2 separate regions of the Homo sapiens genome follow, and region 2 is linked to region 1. A link is a loop called in an ENCODE intact Hi-C map of the cell type or tissue named here. Cell type or tissue: K562. All regions are shown on one strand. Each heading gives the region's core, and the rest is flanking DNA. Links, peaks and the distances in the headings are about the cores only. Region 1 holds the start of CASS4 (Cas scaffold protein family member 4). Region 2 overlaps FAM210B (family with sequence similarity 210 member B).

The links. Peaks named below come from ENCODE experiments on the same cell type or tissue, not always from the same donor. Only the 100,000 strongest peaks of a DNase experiment are listed, where the experiment ranks them.
Region 2: a loop joins it to region 1, with 5 times the contacts of the local background. A loop is called at or near these places in 3 of 110 quality-filtered maps.

Annotation. Positions count from the first base shown.
Region 1 is chr20:56,411,044-56,413,950 of GRCh38, reverse strand. CASS4 (Cas scaffold protein family member 4) reads right to left here and starts at 1,691. Exons shown (of 6, transcript NM_020356.4): 1 at 1,457-1,691. The coding sequence starts at 1,492. In K562, for the core only: no CTCF peak of the experiment used is centred there; DNase peaks (open chromatin) are centred at 1,620 and 2,049; H3K4me3 peaks cover 1,990 bases.
Region 2 is chr20:56,361,291-56,364,197 of GRCh38, reverse strand. All of the region lies in intron 1 of FAM210B (family with sequence similarity 210 member B), which reads right to left. Among named protein-coding and RNA genes, the nearest start is that of FAM210B, 3.8 kb to the right of the region's middle. RefSeq lists an enhancer at 725-1,225 and a silencer at 1,792-1,981. In K562, for the core only: no CTCF peak of the experiment used is centred there; a DNase peak (open chromatin) is centred at 1,217; H3K4me3 peaks cover 215 bases.

The DNA.
Region 1 (2,907 bases), core at 194-2,693:
TGTGTTCCAGTGTCTAAATATACACAAATAAATGCACACAAATATGACAAAGTACCAGAAACCAATGATCTAGGTGAAGGATATGCAGGGATTTACTGAATAACCCCCACGCTTCCCATATTTTTCCAATGGTTTGAAATTTTTCAAAGTAAGTAGTTGGGGACAAAATTCTAGGGTAGCTAAGATATTTACATATAATCTATACAAGAGAGACTGTCATGGGTTACTCAGTCACAAATTCCACTAGTGACTTTTTTTTTTTTTTTTTTTTTTTTTTTGAGACAGAGTCTTGCTCTGTCACCCAGGCCGGAATGCAGTGGTATAATCTCAGCTCACTGCAACCTCTGCCTCCCAGGCTCAAGCGATTCTTGTGCCTCAGCCTCCCGAGTAGCTGGGATCACGGGCATGCGCCACCACGCTCAGCTAATTGTTGTATTTTTGGTAGATATGGGGTTTTTTCATGTTGATCAGGCTGGTCTCAAACTCCTGGCCTCAAGTGATCCACCTGCCTTGGCCTCCCAAAGTGCTGGGATTACAGGTGTGAGCCACCGCAGACAGCCACACTAGTCACTTTTATTATAATGAAAAATAAGCATTGATTTTTATAAGCAAGCTCCCCATTTACTGCTTGTTTCATTTCTTTTTTCCTGTTCTACTTAAAATTTAAAAAGGGCATAGCAAGATGAAAACACAACCTTGAGCTTCACTTTCTTTATGTCTGGGTAAATTTTTTTTTAATATGGTAGCCATTTTAACTTTTCTTTTCTTTTTTTTTTTTTTAAGATGGGGTCTCGCTATGTTGCCCAGGCTGGACTCAAACTTCTGGGCTGAATTAATCTTCTCACCTCAGCCTCTCCGGTAGCTGGAGTACAGGTATGTACCACCGTGCCTGGCTTCTTTCACCTTTCTAAATAGTGAATCTTTTTTGATTCATGACAGGCATGAAGTCTGTCTGAAAGCTCCAGCTTTGCTCACATAATGCACAAGTTAACATGAAAATAACATGTAAGTGCCCACTGTGGGCTCAGCACGGGAGGCTGCAGGCAAGGGTCTGGGCTCTGCTGTTGGGAGGTGAGCACAGAAACCAAATAGGACAGTTAGAGTGGCACTGAGTGTCTTTGGGGTCCAGAGAAAGAAGGAATTAGCGGGGGCTGAGGCAGACTCGCATCTTGCTTCAGGAGTTTGCTGGACGCAAAATGATGGACGGCGCTGTCAACCAAGTAAGCTGATTTCTACTACAAAGTCATTTTCACCCATCTTGGATGCAAACTGGTAAGGAGCTTTACAACACATCTATTTCCCACACTTAAACTTATGTTAAACTTTCCCATCTCCAACTCACACGTCACTGGTATTCAACCTTTATTAGAAAGTCACAACTAAAGCTGGTCAACACCCTTAATCATCACAGCTTGCTCCCCGCCAGAGCCCATTCAAACAGCCCCACATCACTCACCTTGGGCGCACAGTCCATGATGCCTGTTCCCTTCATGTCGGTGATGTGGAGCAGCTCCCCTGAGCTCTGCAGCTAGTATCTCCAGCTTCAGAGGCAGATTGTGCAATGTCACTGCATGCTTCTGGCTGGTTCTCAGAAACTGAATTCTATGGAGCTATCTGACAACACATGGGAAACGATCAAAAAGACTCTCCCAGCAGGCAAACTTTCTGGAAAGCACGATAAGAGTAAAATGAAAGCAGTGAAGCAGGGGAGGACCAGAAATACAAGCCACACTCACGTCTCAATGCCTGACGTCTCACTTTGTCTGTAAGTAGAGACTGTCACTCATTTGCTATGTGAAACCACAAAAGAAGAAGAAGAAGAAAAAAACACCACTCTTCTGCTTTATAGGGCGAAGTTCCTACTTCGAAGAGCTCAGTGTATGAACACACAGCATTCTTGTCCTTTGAACTCTGTGGAACAACTCCAACCGAACAGACCAAGCTCATTTCCCTGATGAGAGGCCACTAGGCCAAATTTCTGATAGCGGTCAGCATTTCTTCCTTCCTGCTCCCTAAAACTTGCCTTATGACAGCCAGGATAAAAGCAGTCAAACAGGCTGCCTTAAAGGACACAGTCTCCACTCTACCCACCCTGTCAGTTGTGCATTCACCCTGCTCGGAACCCCATGCTCATCTCCTGGTCTTTGCTCATGGTACCTAATGAATAACATCTTCTGGGTACTGGCTCTGCACTGAGGGCTATGCTGAGCCCCGCACCTGTATTCTCTCTCTTAAATCAAATAAACTTATCGTGTGTGTTGTACTTGAAACCCCTGCTAGCTCATGCAGTTTATCATCACTTGCCAACTCTTTTTACTTTTCCTAAATTCAGATCCAATCTCTAGAGAGGACCTACAGCATAGCAGACACTGAGCAAAATAAGTCTGCATTTTTTTTTTTTTTTGAGACGGAGTCTTTCTCTGTCACTCAGGTGGGAGCGCAGTGGCGCAATCTCGGCTCACTGCAACCTCCACCTCCCGGGTTCAAGTGATTCTCCTGCCTCAGCCTCCAGAGCAGCTGGGATTACAGGCACCCGCCACCACGCCTGGCTAATTTTTGTATTTTCAGTAGAGACAGGACTTCACCATGTTGGCCAGGCTGGTCTCAAACTCCTGACCTCAAGTGATCCACCCACCTCAGCCTCTCAAAATGCTGGGATTACAGGCGTGAGCCACAACGCCTGGCCCCGGCCTGCATTTTTATTTAGACAAAATGGTGCCCATTCTTCCAAGCCAGGCTCAAGTTCTATCCCCAACCAGCTGTGGGGGATAGCTTACCGCTATCTTCTTGTCAGACAGCATTTTTTAATTTTTTATTTTTAAATTTTCTTTTCTTTTACCACACCTCTGAGGCAAGTTCAACAGATAGCACTTAGCGTCTTGTCCTCTGGTTGTCCCATGTGTCGTC
Region 2 (2,907 bases), core at 272-2,771, 50 kb after region 1:
AGTGTAAGATAATAAATGTGGATTGTTTTAAACCACCAGGTTATGTGCTCATCTGTTACAGCAGCAATAGTAACTAAAACACCAGGGCTCACAAGCTTGGGGACAATGATCCTTTATCAAGCATTTTCTCTGAGCCAGGTGGTCCTCCAACCCTTTCTCCTTCCATCCTCATGCCAACCTTCAGAGGTAGATACTACTGCTTTTCCCACTTTGCAAAGGAGCAACACAGGCTTGCTGAGGTGAGGTCATTGGCCTGATGTCACCAAGATTAGAACCCAGGCCCTCCAAGGCCACAGCCTGAGCATGTGACAACCATGTTATATGCCATCAAAAAAGGACGGTGCGCACAAAATTAATGCAGCAAAAGCGATGGCAGATTTACTCCTAGAATCAAGATTTACACCTGACATCTGAAACACACAAAGTGGGGGCGATTTTTGCACAGTGCCCTACCAGGACTTGTACAGAAATCATGGATTGCATGGGACATCTGCTAACAGTTACTGAGCACCTACCAAGCCTGGAATGTGTGGGAGAAACAAAAATACCAACCTCACCCACATTAGGGGAGGGAAAAAAACCACTTCTCAATAACAGAGCACTTTAATCAAAAGACTTCTCTAAGGACAGTCCTGGGGCTTGTCCCGGCAGGTGATGCGCACCTGGCTGGAGGTCAGCTCTTGTTATGGGCTCTGCAGCTGGCCCACTTTTACCCTGTTATTTTTAGAGGCATAAGATTTTTTAGAACATTTGAGGAAAACCCTCAGTGTCCCGATGACAGGTCCCTTCTGCTGAGCCAGGAGTTGAGCTTCCACTTCAAAGGCGTCATTTCATAAATCCCTCACTGCCTCATGACCCAGGAACCTTTGTCGCTCCTGTTTTGACAGATGGATGACTGAGGCTCAGGAGGGAGGGACGGCTAACTGGCAGCATGGACTGGTGACTGGGCTGGTGACCACCAGGCCTCAGCCTCTGTGGTACTCAGCAGGCTCCCCTTTCCTGTCCTGCCAGAATGACCATTCTTAAAGGAAGACACTTTTCCAGAATGTCCAGGCTCTGGAGGGGAGGAGGGAAGATGTCATCAGCCCCCCTTTCTTTGGCCAGCACATGTGACCTCCCGTTTCCTTGAAGCCTTCTGACTAGTCCTGCCACCCCCGGCCAGGATGGCTGTGGAGGGCATCGGTTCTTCCTGATAAACAAGCCCCACCCACCTCCAGCTGCTGAGGGAGGCTGCAGAGGGGACAGCAGCCAGGTGGTGGGGACTGATAGGAGGCCACCTACAGCCCCTCGCAGGGCCAAACACCCATGCCCTTGACACCTGGCCCCATTCTGTCCAATCACTGGACCGACTGCAGCTGTCTCTGCGAGGGCCCTCTTCTTTATAGTCTTTATTTTGGCAAAAGGACTTTTGGCCAAAAAATAAAAATAAAAAGGCAGCCAGGATTCCAGCTATAGAACTGAGCAGAATCTACTGCAAGACTGTGGTAGGGCCAAGACATTCAGACACAGGGACAATCTCGGGTTAGCTGGCACCACGGTTGGCTTCTGACATTCTAGAGAACACCCAGTTACTGGACAATTTTATTCCTTTTGTTTTGATAAAAACACCCATCTATAAGCACTGTGAGCCACGCATTTTTCTTCCTAACCTTTGGGGAGACTAAAGAAGCTGAAATAAAAGAATTTATGAGGGCGTGACTTGCAGGCAATGGAAAATTTTTAGACATTCATTTCTTCGTGAAACATTGCCGTAAGTACCCGGGATGTGTTAGGCACTGTCCTGAATGCACAGGACGGCGTGACACATCTTCTGTCTGTACTCAGCATGCATGCACATGTGTGTGAGAGTGTGTGTGAGACAGTGTGTGTGTGAGATGCCCCTTCTGCCTCTCCCCAACATTTTTTAAAGTACAAAAACCTGTAATAGAGAGGGGGTAGGAAGGTTTAAAGAATGAGCCAAGGACCTTGCCAAGCCGATCGCAGTGTTTGGAGTGACACCTGTTTTCTTCCACTTGAGAAATCATATTAATAATAAACACTATATTGTGTATATTCTGTACTAGGCACTGTTCTGAGTACTTTGAAAATATTGGCTGGGCACGGTGACTCATGCTTGTAATCCTAACACTTTGGGAAGCTGAGGTGTAGGAGGATTGCTTGAGGCCAGAAGTTCAAGACCAAGCTGGCCAACATATCTTTTATTTTATTATTTTATATTTTTGAGACAGATTCGTGCTCTGTCGTCCAGGCTGGAGTGGAGTGATACGACCTTGGCTCACTGCAACCTCCGCCTCCCGGGTTCAAGCGATTCTCCTGCCTCAGCCTCCCGAGAAGCTGGGACTACAGGCACGTGCCACTATGCCCGGCTAATATTTGTATTTTTAGTAGAGACGGGGCTTCATTATGTTAGCCAGGCTGGTCTCGAGCTTCTGACGTCAGGTGATCCACCCACCTTGGCCTCCCAAAGTGCTGGGATTACAGGCGTGAGCCACCGCGCCCGGCCTCATCTCTAATTTTAAAAAAAGGAAATATTAATGCATATAATCCTCACAACAACCTTGACTACTGTCAACCCCACTTAACAGAAGAGGATCTGAGAAGCCCAGAGAGGTTGAGTAATTTACCAAGGATCACACAGGGATTACTGTCAGAGCTGGGATCCAAACTCGCTGAGTCTGGGTCCAGGGCCTTTGCTCTGAACAACCATGCTATGTTACTCCTCGTGTATTCATGAGTGTCTCCTCTGTGCCAGGCACTGTTCTCAGTGTAGGGGACAGAGCAATGGAAAAAACTGACAAAACCCCACCCTCGATGAGCTTATGGTCTTATGGGAAGGCAGGGACAATAAACAGAAGAGTAAAATACCAGGGCTGCTACCTGTGACAAGTGCCATAGAGAAACACCAAT